Linked DNA regions of Homo sapiens: regions 1, 3 and 4 are each linked to region 2. A link is a contact called in ENCODE Hi-C or POLR2A ChIA-PET data. All regions are on one chromosome and are shown on one strand. The core of a region is the stretch at or near the end of the contact, and the rest is flanking DNA. Distances in the headings are between cores, read along the strand shown. Region 1 overlaps KDM1B (lysine demethylase 1B). Region 2 overlaps KIF13A (kinesin family member 13A). Region 3 overlaps LOC102724591 (a long non-coding RNA gene). Region 4 overlaps KDM1B (lysine demethylase 1B).

Region 1 (3,362 bases), core at 288-2,787, 330 kb before region 2:
CAATTTAAAATACAGCAGTCCCCTCTTCCCCGCCAGGAATATGTTCCATGACCCGCAGGGGATGCCTGAAACCATGGATAGGACCAATACTATACACACTATGTTTTTTCCTATTCATACCTATGATAAAGTTTCATTTATACATTAGGTACAGAGATTAATGACAATAATAAAATAGAACAATTATAACGCTATACTGAAATAAAAGGTATGTGAACATGGCTCTGATAACAGAGATGACTCCTGAGTGACTAATGGACAGGCAATGTCTACAGTGTGGAGGTACTGGACACGCTCTTCAGAACGGTGCATGACTGAAAACTTATGAATCTATTTCTGGAATTTTCCATCAAATATTTTCAGACCTTGGTTGACCACAGTAACTGAAACCATGAAAGCAAAGCCTCGAGTAAGAGAGAGCGACTGTAATTTGTCAGCTGGCCTCCAACAAGCAACACGATAAACAATATTTCTATAGAAACGGTAAGCTAAGTTCCAAACAACTAATGTAAAAAACAAACTTCTGAACAAAAACCCCAAGCAAGGGATTGCATCATTAGATAGATCCTCTCATATAAAATTAGCAACAAGGCTGGCCATACAGTGGCTCACACCTGTAATCCCAGCACTTTAGGAGGCCGAGGTAGGCGGATCACTTGAGGTCAGGAGTTCAAGACCAGCCAGGCAAACATGGTGAAACCCTGTCTCTACCAAAAATACAAAAATTAGCTGGGTGTGGTGGAGCACACCCATAATCCCAGCCTACTCGGGAGGCTGAGGCAGGAGAATCGCTTGAACCCGGGAGGTGGAGGTTGCAGTGAGCCAAGATTGTGCCACTGCACTCCAGCCTGGGCGAAAGAGTGAGACTCTGTCTCAAAAATAAATAAATTAAAATGAAATAAAATAAGCAACATATCTGAATGCCCCTTTCTCTTTAACTTACATAACTTTTGAGTCATTTCACTTCTATTTCTGCTCCTTTATTTCAAAAAGATATAAGCCATGGCCATTTACAAATCTCCAGAGATGGTGAGATTTAGTACACTGGCAAACAAAGTATCCTGAGCTCCGTGGAGAAAAGAGACTATCTGCATGTGTGCGATATTAAAAAAAGCTGGCCAAGGCTCCTCTTAAAAGGAAAGCTGTAGTCAAAGCTTCTAGGGCTTCAGTAAATATAGAATCCACGTAGAAAATACCGAGCCTTTTATATCCTTACAAAAAAAAAAAAAAAGGGAAGTGTGTATGATGTGAGAAGAAAAAAAGGAAGGAAGACAATTGTGTAAAAAAAGGTACAGGGCACTGTTACAGGCAGAACCGTGTCTCCCTCAAATTCCCATGTGGACACCCTAACCCTCAGTGCCTCAGAATGTGACTGTATTTCGTCGCATGGTCTCCAATGGGTAATTACTTTAAAGTGAGGTCGCCGGGGTGAGCCTTAATCTAATCTGATTTGTGTCCTCATAAGAAGAGGAGATGAGGACACAGACACACACAGAGGGAAGCCCATGTGAGGACACAGGGAGAAGACAGCATCTACCAGCCAAACAGAGAGGACCCAGGAGAAACCAACCCTGCCGACACCTCGATCTCAGGCTTCCAGCCTCCAGAACTGTGAGGAATAAGTTTCTGTTGTCTAAGGCAGCCAGTCTGCGGTACTCTGTGATGACAGCCCTCACAGACTAATCTCAGTGCTGAGGTGGGCAGTGGGACTCTGAAAGAAAGAAGACTGTGGCCTCTGCCTTCCTTCCTGTGATTCTCAGTGACGCTGGCTGCTTGGGCTTCACACCTGCTCTGGATAGCAAGCACGGCTTGCCCCTTTCAAGGAGGGCTTCCTCTCTCTCACCTGCTCCTTGAACAGCTCCCGGAGCGTGGCCATGCACTGCTGCAGCACCTGTTTGTCATCCAGGGTCCTCACGGATGCGACAGCCTCCCCGGCAATCACAGACATCAGCACGCTGTGCTTCTTCTGGAGACATGAAAGGAAAAGCAGGAGGTCTGTGAGTGCTCAGCTCCCACAGATAAGGGCCTCTTTTTTTTGTTTTTTGTTTTGTTTTGTTTTAAATGAGACAGAGTTTTGCTCTGTCACCCAGGCTGGAGTGCAATGGTGCAATCTTGGCTCACTGCAACCTCTGCCTCCCAGGTTCAAGTGATTCTCCTGCCTCAGCCTCCAGAGTAGCTGGGATTACAGGCGTCTGCCACCATGCCCGGCTAACTTTTGTATTTTTAGTAGAGACAGGGTTTCACCATGTTGGCCAGACTGGTCTCAAACTCCTGACCTCAGGTGATCCACCCACCTCGGCCTCCCAAAGTGCTGGGATTACAGGCGTGAGCCACTGTACCCGGCCAAGAGCCTCACTCTCACAAGTTAAATGTCACTATTTCTGGCTGTCCCTTATCCGCACGTCACTCGCCAGTCCATTTTCCTCGCAAACACTCATTATTCATCCATCCACTCTATTGCTTCCTGCTGGAAAAGAAAAACACTAAGAAATGTAAATAGCAACTTTAAGGTTCCCTTGGCTGTTCACTAATTAAAGCTTGCTTCGGAAGAAGTAGAAAGAGATGGAGAAGGAAAATCTGCAGATAAAACAATGAAAAATAAAAAAACCTCAAATGGTAAAGAAAATCTGCCCTCGGCTCCTATGTGAAACCTTTTAAGACAAAGTTTCTTGAAACTGAAAGTCAGAAACAGCCATGATTCTTTCGTGTGGCAGTGACATGACGGCAGAGAAAGTGACCACCCCCGTCCAGCTCTGGGTATGCCATTCTCCTCTCTCCTTCCTTCCCTCAGCTCTCACATCTGCTGACACTCACACCCTCCCTCACCAATCATACACCCTTTCCCAGCTCCCTAGAGGACCCTCAGAGAGGAAGTTTCAAGCACCACTCATTGACTCTGATGTCTCCAACTTCACCTAAGAGGAATTCCCCCATAGCCTGAAATGACAGTTTCCACAAGCATCCAATTCATGTCCCAGGGAGCAACATGAGGACTTTAAGAAGACATGGCAAATACTGGGGCTCCTTTCCTATAGGAAAATGTCCAGTCCAAGTGTCCTCCCAGAATATAAACATAGACCCAGGGTCTCCATGATGTTCGTTAGTTCCTGAGCTTGATAGGTGAGTAATTATCACATCAAATTCTAAACTTTAAGACGGAAATTCAAACCACAGTTCACGAATGATTTTACCTGGGGATCCATGTCATAGAACACGGCAAAAAGCCCTCGCTTGCTGGCACTGGGAGGAACGTGACCAAAAAAGTCAGCCCCTTGTACTTTACTGTCCCAAAATCTATACGGAAATTGCAAGGCAATCTGCAAAGTGAGCAGAAGAAAGGTGGTTAGGTGTCTGTCGTCACA
Region 2 (3,110 bases), core at 102-2,601:
ACAAGAAATGAGGTCTTGGTCCAGAAGTTCTGAGCCAGACCCAGAGATTGCTCATGGTGGGTGATATTAGCATGACTCAGATTTAATCTAGGTTTTATTTTTCTTCTCATTTTTATGAGTAACAATAATCATTTATCAGAGATAGCAGATAGGATCTGATAGCAGATGCTTAGACATTTGCAACTTATCTTTTGGACTGTTTTTATTGAAGAAGAAGTATTCTGTGTTTGAAAATATCCACATCACCTTTGAATGTGCTGTTGAAGAAGTTATTTGGGTGGCTAGGTTTTTTGAGAAGTGATCAGGATATGAAAGAACTGGAAATACCACAGATTGTGCATTTGTGACACTCCGACCCCCACTCCTCAGCCACCAGTGAAGCGGATTTTGAAAATGAATGATAGAGGATTAAATATGAAATGAGTAGAGTATTTGAAAGAGTTAGAACTGAATTAGTGCTTCATTGCTTATGCACCACTAGTTTATGTGTGCAGTGTTAAATGGAAGCTCTGTGCTGTTATAATATTGGTCTGGGTTTTGGGAGGATGATTTCCTGTTTTCAGATTTATTCATTAAATGAATGAAAGCATGAATTAGCTCTTTGTAGAGATACCTTCTCCTTGCATCCATAGAAATTTGAACTGCAATGCAGAGTAGTATTTTCCAAGGATAGTTGTTTTCTAGAACAGACCGTGCATTCCCTGAGATCAGGGACAATGCCTTGTAGATGTGCAGCAAATGCTGTTGGCTTTGAATCTTTAAGAGGCTTTCACATCTTCACAATCAGTCCATGCCGACTGTAATGCAAGACATTATTTGGTATGTATCTATAGGCATATGTAAAGGAAATGATTAATTACATTGCCAAAAGACAGCTGTTACTTGACATATGTTTAAATGGGAAGGTAGATCTGTCAATAAAACTCACCAGTAATAAGGGTGATGACTCTAGCATTCCTTAGGAGATGTGTTCAGATACATGCTGGAGTTCCTCCTGGCAGAGCTGCTTTTAGAAAAGCAGTAGTGAAGGCAGTTCTGTGATCACACAGGCTCTTGGTGCTGGGGTTTCCTTTCAGTTTCAGTCCAGTTCCTCTGAGATGAATGAAGTTTAACTCTTCCTTTTTTTCTTTTATGAATCTTCACAACTTTGATATCAGGAGAAAGATGAAAAAGAGAAAAGCATTGAAACTTGGCATTAAAAGAAAAATTTGAACATGAAGTGAAATCTAGAACTTTACTTGGTATGACTCAGTGCTCATAACATGGTGTGGTGAAATGTGAACACATTTGAAGTGTCGCTTTCATATTAATTGTAGTCTTTCAAATTGACAAAGTTGAAAACCACAAAACAGGACATTGGCAAGCTAATGTTCCTAAAACTGGAGAAATGGGGCTTTTCAGAGAGCTCTGGGGCTCAGTTTTCAAAGTAGATAGTGGCAGAACAGGCTGTTAATGGCAGCTGGGTCTGCAGATGTGAACAGCGGATTAATTGTACAAAGAGAGGAAGAAGGCAGTGTAGAGGAGAGGACACACTCCTTCATACAAAGCAAAGCAAGTCCACATAGAGCAGACTTTTTTCCCCAAGGGAAGCCCTTTTGATTTTAGATTTGGGCGCTAGGAAGTAGTGTGTTTTGCATTGATATTTTTGACACAGAACCAAACAGTCTGTAGCAACTCCCACACACATGGCCTTTTTTGCCTTTTCACTTCTCTTTCTATTTAATTCAGCAAATACTGAGTACCCATCTACACTATCCTGTACCTAGAGAGAATAAAGATGAGTTAGCACAGTCCCTGGCTCAGAAAACCTTCCAGCTTGGTGAGAATATAAAGTATTTAGGTTGGTGCCTGGTACATAACAAACGCTCTACAGCAGTAGCTATGCTATTAATGGGGGAGCGAAGTCCATCAGTACATAATGATAATATTGATAACAGTAGCTGCCATAGACTGAATTTCACTGTGTGCCAAGCATTATCTTAGTAGGTATTCCATTTATGTTACCACAATCCCAAATTAATGTAAAATGTGCAGTTACTTAGGTAGATGAGTGTGTGTTAGAGAGGGAGAGCTGTTGGCTAAGACAGCCCAGAGGAGGCAATAATTATAGGGAGGAAGTTGAGAAAACATTGGAGGAGGTGACATTTGAGCAGGTCTTGAGTAGTGTGAGTTGTACTTCACTGGGCAGGGAGGCAAGGTGAGGAAAGGCAGAGAATTACAGGAAGGAGAAATTCCCTCATAGTTCTACATTCCTTTCTCTTTTTTTGTTATTATTATGATTTCCTTCTCTTTTTTTGTTAATATTATTATTTCCTTTTAGCAATGGGATCTCACTAGGTTGTCCAGGCTGGAGTGCAGTGGCTATTCACAGGTGTGATCATAGCTCATTGCAGCCTCAAACTCCCAGGCTCAAGTGATCCTCCCACCTCAGCCTCACAAGCAGCTGGGACTGCAGGTGCATACCATTGCACCTGGCTCTCCCCTTCCTTCTTCTTTTCCCTAGACATCTCACTGTGTTCAATATACCCAAAGGATTTCTTGATCATTGGTGGAATCTCTCAGAGCTGAGAAGTTGGCTGACCATTGACGTAATATACAGATGAATAGGGTCATTTCTTATGTCTTTTTGGGAAAGCAGTGGGAATCCAGTAAACACAAAAATAATGCCTGTAGGGTGACACCAGTCTGTTACTGTGGCAGTTGAAGTAAAAATGGAGGCTTTGGCAAAGTATCGTTGGGGTGCTGCTATCCTGGCTGTGCCACTGAAGGATTTACACTGACTGATCTGTGCTATTTTAAGCAGATGTCACATGTGAAAACAGATTTACATGATTGATTAAGAGGTAGTTAGTTCACCAGGAAGTTGCCTTATTTTTTTTTATTATTTTTATTTTATTTTTTAGAGACAGTCTTGCTCTGTGACCCAGGCTGGAGTGCAGTGACATGATCACAGCTCACTGCAGGCTTAAACTTCTGGGCTCAAGCAGTCCTCTTGCTTCAGCCTCCTGAGTATCTGGGACTATAGGCACATGCCCCTGCAGCTGGCTAATGTTATTTTTTGTAGAGACTATGTTGCCCAGGCTGGTCTTGAACTCTTGGCTTCAAGTGAT
Region 3 (3,280 bases), core at 472-2,971, 300 kb after region 2:
CCCGAGCTCAGCAGATTGGACTGACTTATGAGGACTTGGAAACTTGAGCCAAGTGATCCAAGGATGGAATAAATGTAGTGCCAGCAGAGGGCCCTTATCTGATAAGAGTGTTGATTAACTCTTGCTACCTATGCTTCCTTTAATTTCAGGAGCTGTGATTGGTTGATTGATTTTGAGGCGGAGTTTCACTCTTGTTGCCCAGGCTGAAGTGCAGTGGCACAACCTCTGCTCACTGCAACCGCTGCCTTCCAGTTTCAAGCGATTCTCCTGCCTCAGCCTCCCAAGTAGCTGGGATTACAGGCGCCTGCCACAACGTCTGGGTAATTTTTGTATTTTTAGTAGAGATGGGTTTCACCATGTTGGCCAGGATGGTCTCGAACTCCTGACCTCGTGATCTGCCCGCCTTGGCCTCACAAAGTGCTGGGATTACAGGCGTGAGCCACCATGCCTGGCCTATTATTTTATTTTTTGAGATGGGGTCTCGCTCTGCTTCCCAGGTTGGAGTGCAGTGGCATGATCATGGCTCACTGCAACTTTGACCTCCCCAGGCTCCGGTGATCCTCCCACCTCAGCCTCTCAAGTGTCTGGGATTACAGGTAAGTGCCACTATGCCTGGCTATATTTTTGTGTGTTTTTTTTGTAGAGACGGAGTTTCTCCATTTTGGCCAGTTTGGTGTCGACCTCCCGGGCTTAAGCGATCCACCCACCTCAGCCTCCCAAAGTGTTGGGATTACAGGCGTGAGCCACTGTATCCAGCTTGTGATATACTTTTAATAAATTTCTCTTAAACTTAAATTAGCAAGTGCTTGTTTATCATCCTTCCAATTAGAGAACCTGGATTCGGCCATTAGGAAGTCAAGGGTGGCATTCATTGGGAAGTTTCATGGGGTGAGAGGTGAAAGGCTGGCTGATGGGGGAATGGAAGTGAGAAGTAGAAATAATTGCATTCTAATCTTTAAGGAGTTGTTTTTTGGGGGAAGAGAAGCTGTTAAAGAAGTAGCGAACTATTTTTAACCACGCTTGAACCCATCGTTTGATAGGGTGACTGAAAAGAGAGTTCCTGAAACTTGGGCAGCCATAAATCTATTGTTTTGTTATGAATTTCTCTAATTTTTAGTGAGATAAACTTACTTTTAGTTTATCAACATATTTCAACTATTCTTACTAGTCATATATGGCAACCCTGCCCCAAGATGTCACATTGGTCTCTAAAGTGTTTCCTTCAGAGTAAGGTTCATCTGATTTGATACACTGATAGGAAGCAAGTTGTAAAAAATAAAGCCACTACGGAAGGCTTCTTTTGTAAATAAGATACCCAAGCACCAAATCAATGATTACACTGAAAAATAACTTGATTTTGGTACTAACTTTTGGAAATACACATAAAATAGGCTTTCTCTTCTCCAGCCTAACGTGGATTGAATTGCTATACTGTGTAATGATTTTCTGCCCCCTAATGGTTGTTCAAAAGCATTAAGAAATTTGTCATCTGCTTGAAAACATTTTCTATTATAAGAAAATATTTTCTTTATAGCACATTTTTAATTTTATTTTAGGAATTCGAAATGACTTAGAAATGTGTCATCATTCACAAGAGGCCCGTGTTACTCTTAAAAATAGGCCGATCTCATAAAACAACTGCGAACCTCATTATATAATGTGAACAGACAGGATTTTAGGCAACCAGTAGGTGGAGGAATTTCCAAAGCTAAGAACACCACAGGCTCCAAAACCCAACTTCAGAGCTGAGGGCCTTAAAGTAATCTGTTCAGCCTTCTCCGCTTTATACTAATAGAAGACTGTGGAGCAGCTCTGAGATATATGCTCATAGAAGTACATCGCCCATGATATTCTGGCAAAAGGAAAGACTATTTTAGATTAGGATTGGATTTTACTTGTGAAATATGAGATTGGGGCCAAGAGAAAGCATTGCTTTGGGTAGGGATAGCATGAGATTAAAAAACTGAAAATAAGTCGAGTGTGTGAAGAAAATGACTGTGACATACGAGAGGAAGGAAGCCAACAAGAGAGTGCCGTGGGTAGATGCTAGAAAGGGTGACATCATGCAGAAAGGTCAGGGAGGGAGGCTGAGTTTGGCTTTGGTCCAGTCAGCAATAGAAGGCTATTATGAAAGACAAACGTAAATATTTGTAAAATATAGTGTTGGTACAAACAAATATAAAAAAACATTGAGTTGCTTCTGCTGCTCCTTCCTTTTTTAGACCTGGAAACAATGAATCCAGAGGGAACAGCCACAGACGCTCCTGAGCACGTCAGTTTAGGCCTTCTGTGCCTAACGCAATTTCTTCCCTTAGAATTTGACCCTTGCCTGTGTCACCCAGCACTCATCCCATACCTCCTCCTGACCTCCCTGCAAGGTGGAGCCCACCAACCTGATCGCTGATCTTACCCTCCTCGTTAAGACTTACTCTATTACATCATCTTATCATTGACATGAAGTGGAGACCCAATGCCTGGCCAGTCTGAAGCTGTACACACGTAGGACATTAACTGAAACCTCAACTAAACCTCATCAAATTCCCACTTACTCTGGCTCCCCTTTCTCTATTTTTTAATTAAAAATTTTTGTATTATTCCTATTCTATTTTCCTGCAAACAGAGGCCCCCCTTCTTCTTGCACTCAAAAAATTCCACAATTCTCCTGGTTTCTTCATTTTCCCTCTTTTCACAGGCCTATATACTCTTCCATGTTTAATATCCTGGCTCATTTTATTCTTACTAACCATGAGAACTTATCTTTTTTATTCAATAGACTGTCCTCACTCTTGATCAATTTTATGCACTTAAATAGGCCATGTCATGTTTTTGCACATCAGACTGGAAAAATGACTAAGAGAGGTGGTATCCAGAGTTGACGAGGTTTGGAGAAAAACAGGTTCAGTCATTTGTGGAAGTATAGGCTTAGACATTTTTCGAAGGATAATTAGGCAGCATCCACCCAAATTCAGAATATCTGAGCCTTGTGAATCCTTAATCCTTTTAGAAATCTACCTTACAGAAATATGAGCACTAGAATAGAGCAATACAAGTCAAGCGTATTTCCTGTAGGATTATCTACAAAAGCAAAACAAAGAAAATAAATGAGACAGCCATCAAAAATTCAAAAATTAGAAACCAGAATGATAATACTTTTTTTCATTTAAAACAAGGAGTTTAAACAAGATGCTTAACTTGAAGGGAAAACTAGGATTCTTTGTTTTAGAGTAATTTATCCCTAAAGACAGATTGCCCTACACGTAACAGCTACGTACAAAAAAGT
Region 4 (3,275 bases), core at 588-3,087, 300 kb before region 2:
TTTTTTGAGAGTAGGTGATTTCGCTGGGATCACCAGTGGCAATAATTAGAGGCAGAAAGACTCAGAAGAAAAAGGACTGCTCATATAGTTGAAAACCTTTTCCCAGTAAGTCAGAGTTCATGTTATCATTAAACAAGACAGCAATCCAACTTCCAAATAAATACTCATTAAGTCCTGTAGGTAATTCATGAGTGTTGCAGGTTTTCCAAACTACTGAGGAAAAATTAACCACACACTATACACAAATGATGTGACTGATCCACAGTACAACCATTTCCATGAAATAATGAGGGGCTTTATATCATAGGTCGCATACATTTTTAAAAATAATTTTTATCTATTTATTTATTTTTAGAGACGAGATCTCGCTATGTTGCCCAGACCGGTCTCAAACTCCTGGCCTCAAGGGACCCTCCTGCCTCGGCCACCCAAAGTGCTGGGATTACAGGCATGAGCCACTGTGCCCAGCCTGCACATTTAAAAAAAATCCTTTGCGTTTTGCTCACTCACACGTTCCTCAGGGAGGGGAGCGGGGAATAGAAAGCAGGGAGTCCCAGGAATGGCTCTCACCGTGCACGGAGAGGGCAGCCTTGGAGTGCTCCAGCTTCCCAGGGCTGGCATTGCCAGTGGCAGCGGCGCGGTTTGTGCTGGTGCAGGAGGGGCTCATGCCAACACAGTCAGGGTAGTAGGCAGACAGCAGGGGCGCTGCCACACTGTCTTTCAGCAAAGGAGGTAGGATGAGCATAGAGTACCACCAATGGTTGGAAACTTCCAATACTCTCTGCAATGGGCCAGACAGGAAGAAGAGAGACAAGGACAGACAAGAAATGTACATGCAGATTCTGCCAGGGACAGAGGGTTCTCTTCGTTTCACTTGTCCTTAACCCGCTATGCTTTTTCTTGCTCAGACTTAACAATTCTATTCCAGAGCTCTACACACACAGATGTAGAAACAAAAATGGGCTGATAACACCTGGCAAGAATGTCTCCCAGACAGAATTCTTTCTGACATATGGCAACAGCCTCCCTTATCCCTCCCCCAAAATAAGCTCCCCAATGCCAGGTGAGTCTGAAAGCTGTGCCCATTTACTAGATCGCAAGCCTAGGTTTAAGTCTGATGTGAAAAATGCATCTCTGCTCAGTAATCATCTATCATTCAAGCCCCCCGCCTTTAACTTAGGACCTCAAGATAGTTAAAATTGGGAAACTGGGCATAAAAAATAATGCTCCCAAGTAGTAAGTATTACCGCTTTTTGCCAAAGGCTACTAAAAAACTTTCAGAGGGAAAAGTACACTGCAAACATCAAAATAAGACGCCAAATGTAGAACTGAACAAAAGCAGTTATTTTCAGTCTTCAAATACGTGATACTGTTCCAGAGTTGACTTAACATGGAGTCATCAAATCAGAGCCTTCTCATGATGACTACTGAAATAAAAAGAAAGTCTATGTGGCTTCCAAAGCAACACTGCCACAATCCATGGTAGACAGGCTTTTCTAAATGCAATCTGACACTTATGCTCCAGGAATTCGGGGAAAAAAAAAATGTCTATTCTGGAGCCTGGAAAAAAAATGTGTGTGTGTGTGTGTGTGTGTGTGTACACACACACACATATATACATACTGATATGGTTTGGCTGGGTCCCCACTCAAATCTCATCTTGAATTGTAGTTCCTATAATCCCCATGTGTCATGGCAGGGAGCTGGTAGGAGGTAATTAAACCACAGGGGCAGTTACCCTCATGCTGTTCTTGTGATAATGAGTTCTCATGAGATCTGATGGTTTTACAAGGGGCTTTTCCCCCTTTGCTTGACACTTCTCCTTCCAGCCATCATGAAGGACACATTTGCTTCCTCTTCTGCCATGATTCTAAGTTTCCTGAGGCCTCCCCAGCCATGCAGAACTGTGAGTCAGTTAACCCTCTTTCCTTCATAAATTACCTAGTCTCAGGCAGTTCTTTATAGCAAGCAGCGTGAGAACGGACTAATACACATGCAAACACCCTTTTATATAACAGAATGGATTTAAAGTAGATTTGCTAAAAGTCAATGCTGTCTTTGCCTGAAAAGCTATCGTAGTTCCTGAGTTTCAGACATCTAGAACAATCCAATCCTGAATCACTGAAAATCAGAATGACTCAGGATTCTAGAAACTCAAGAAACCCAAAATTTAAAAACCTCTTTTCTGAAACAGTCACCGAATCTGGTTACATGGTACACTGAAGTTTGTCAACTCAGGTAGCAAAGTCTTATGAAAACAGAGGAAATGTGACCAGCTTTGCCAGCTGGAAGTACTGCTCCCCCTGCCATATCTGCATGAGGACAGGACAAAGCCAACATGCTGAGGTCAGAATGCATAAGAACACTCCTGCAGCTGAATCCAGGCCAAGACGATCAAATTGTGGCCCTCTTGTGCTTTTCTTAGGAGGACTCAAGTGGAGAAAAGGTCACAAAGTCATCCTTGAAAAACAAGTACAGCAAGCCTGAGCCCTAGAGCAAGGCAGGAGAGCTGTGTCTTCCTCTTTGTTTCCTTTTAATGAAAAGCAACATAACTTTATTTTTATTTTTTAAGTTGGGGACAGGACTACCCATAATATCACTATTGCTAACATTTTCATAATATAGTTACCATGTTAGATTAAAAAGTCACTGATCAGCAACCAAAGAGAAAGAAATTCATGAAGCTGTTACTATCATTTCCTTGTAACACTTATCATCAAAGGCACAATTAACCCCAATCCACACCATCCGGAAATACTCACTAGATCCTCTGGGAGGGAACAATGATCTGAGGTCTCAGGCTACAAAAGAAAACCAAGTGTTAAATTAGGGTTGCTTATAAAATATAGTCTCAGGTATCCATTTATCTTCAATAAGATATCTCTTTTCACCTATCAGGCTGGCAAAGAAAAGCATTTTTATGAAACAATGTATAAATCAGAGTGTCTGGAGGCCTGGCTCTGTGGCTCACGCCTATAATCCCAGCACTTCGGGAGGTTGAGCAGCAGTTTGGGAGGTCAAGGTGGGTGGATCACCTAAGGTCAGGAGTTTGAGACCAGCCTGGCCAAAATAGTGAAAAACTGTCTCTACTAAAAATATAAAAATTAGCCAGGCATAGTGGCAGGTGCCTGTAATCTCAGCTACTGGAGAGGCTGAGGCAGGAGAATCACTGGGACCCGGAAAGTGGAGGTTGCAGTGAGCCGAGACTGCGCTACTGCGCTCCAGCCTGGGTAACAGAGCGAGACTCCATCTCAAAAAAAAAAAAAAAGTGAGAG

Evidence for each region. A loop is a pair of places that touch in the nucleus more often than their neighbours do. ChIA-PET counts read pairs that join two places held with the same protein, here RNA polymerase II (POLR2A). Pooled maps may share reads with other maps.
Region 1: a loop to region 2 is called in a pooled map, with 12 times the contacts of the local background. The contact joins two enhancer-like sites. A Hi-C loop is called at or near these places in 3 of 37 single-sample maps with no recorded cell type and 3 of 50 pooled maps. POLR2A ChIA-PET finds 5 or more read pairs at or near these places in 1 of 52 experiments (RWPE1).
Region 3: a loop to region 2 is called in a pooled map, with 2.3 times the contacts of the local background. The contact joins two enhancer-like sites. A Hi-C loop is called at or near these places in 2 of 37 single-sample maps with no recorded cell type and 2 of 50 pooled maps. POLR2A ChIA-PET finds 5 or more read pairs at or near these places in 1 of 52 experiments (activated B cell).
Region 4: a pooled map shows a loop between it and region 2 (3-fold over the local background). The contact joins two enhancer-like sites. A Hi-C loop is called at or near these places in 2 of 50 pooled maps. POLR2A ChIA-PET finds 5 or more read pairs at or near these places in 3 of 52 experiments (A673, AG04450 and BJ).

Annotation. Positions count from the first base shown.
Region 1 is chr6:18,213,611-18,216,972 of GRCh38, reverse strand. It overlaps KDM1B (lysine demethylase 1B), which reads right to left. Exons shown (of 22, transcript NM_001364614.2): 19 at 3,192-3,317; 20 at 1,844-1,966. Among named protein-coding and RNA genes, the nearest start is that of DEK, 49 kb to the left of the region's middle. RefSeq lists an enhancer at 1,531-1,650 and a silencer at 1,861-1,910. Within about 2 kb of position 1,537, at least 5 of the 41 ENCODE cell types and tissues checked have a DNase peak (open chromatin) inside an H3K27ac peak, as active enhancers do.
Region 2 is chr6:17,883,137-17,886,246 of GRCh38, reverse strand. All of the region lies in intron 3 of KIF13A (kinesin family member 13A), which reads left to right. Among named protein-coding and RNA genes, the nearest start is that of KIF13A, 100 kb to the left of the region's middle. RefSeq lists a silencer at 1,335-1,629. Within about 2 kb of position 1,351, at least 3 of the 41 ENCODE cell types and tissues checked have a DNase peak (open chromatin) inside an H3K27ac peak, as active enhancers do.
Region 3 is chr6:17,582,757-17,586,036 of GRCh38, reverse strand. LOC102724591 (a long non-coding RNA gene) reads left to right here. Exons shown (of 5, transcript XR_007059485.1): 5 at 150-246. Among named protein-coding and RNA genes, the nearest start is that of FAM8A1, 16 kb to the left of the region's middle. Within about 2 kb of position 1,721, at least 9 of the 41 ENCODE cell types and tissues checked have a DNase peak (open chromatin) inside an H3K27ac peak, as active enhancers do.
Region 4 is chr6:18,185,298-18,188,572 of GRCh38, reverse strand. It overlaps KDM1B (lysine demethylase 1B), which reads right to left. Exons shown (of 22, transcript NM_001364614.2): 8 at 2,763-2,801; 9 at 571-781. Among named protein-coding and RNA genes, the nearest start is that of KDM1B, 32 kb to the right of the region's middle. Within about 2 kb of position 1,837, at least 4 of the 41 ENCODE cell types and tissues checked have a DNase peak (open chromatin) inside an H3K27ac peak, as active enhancers do.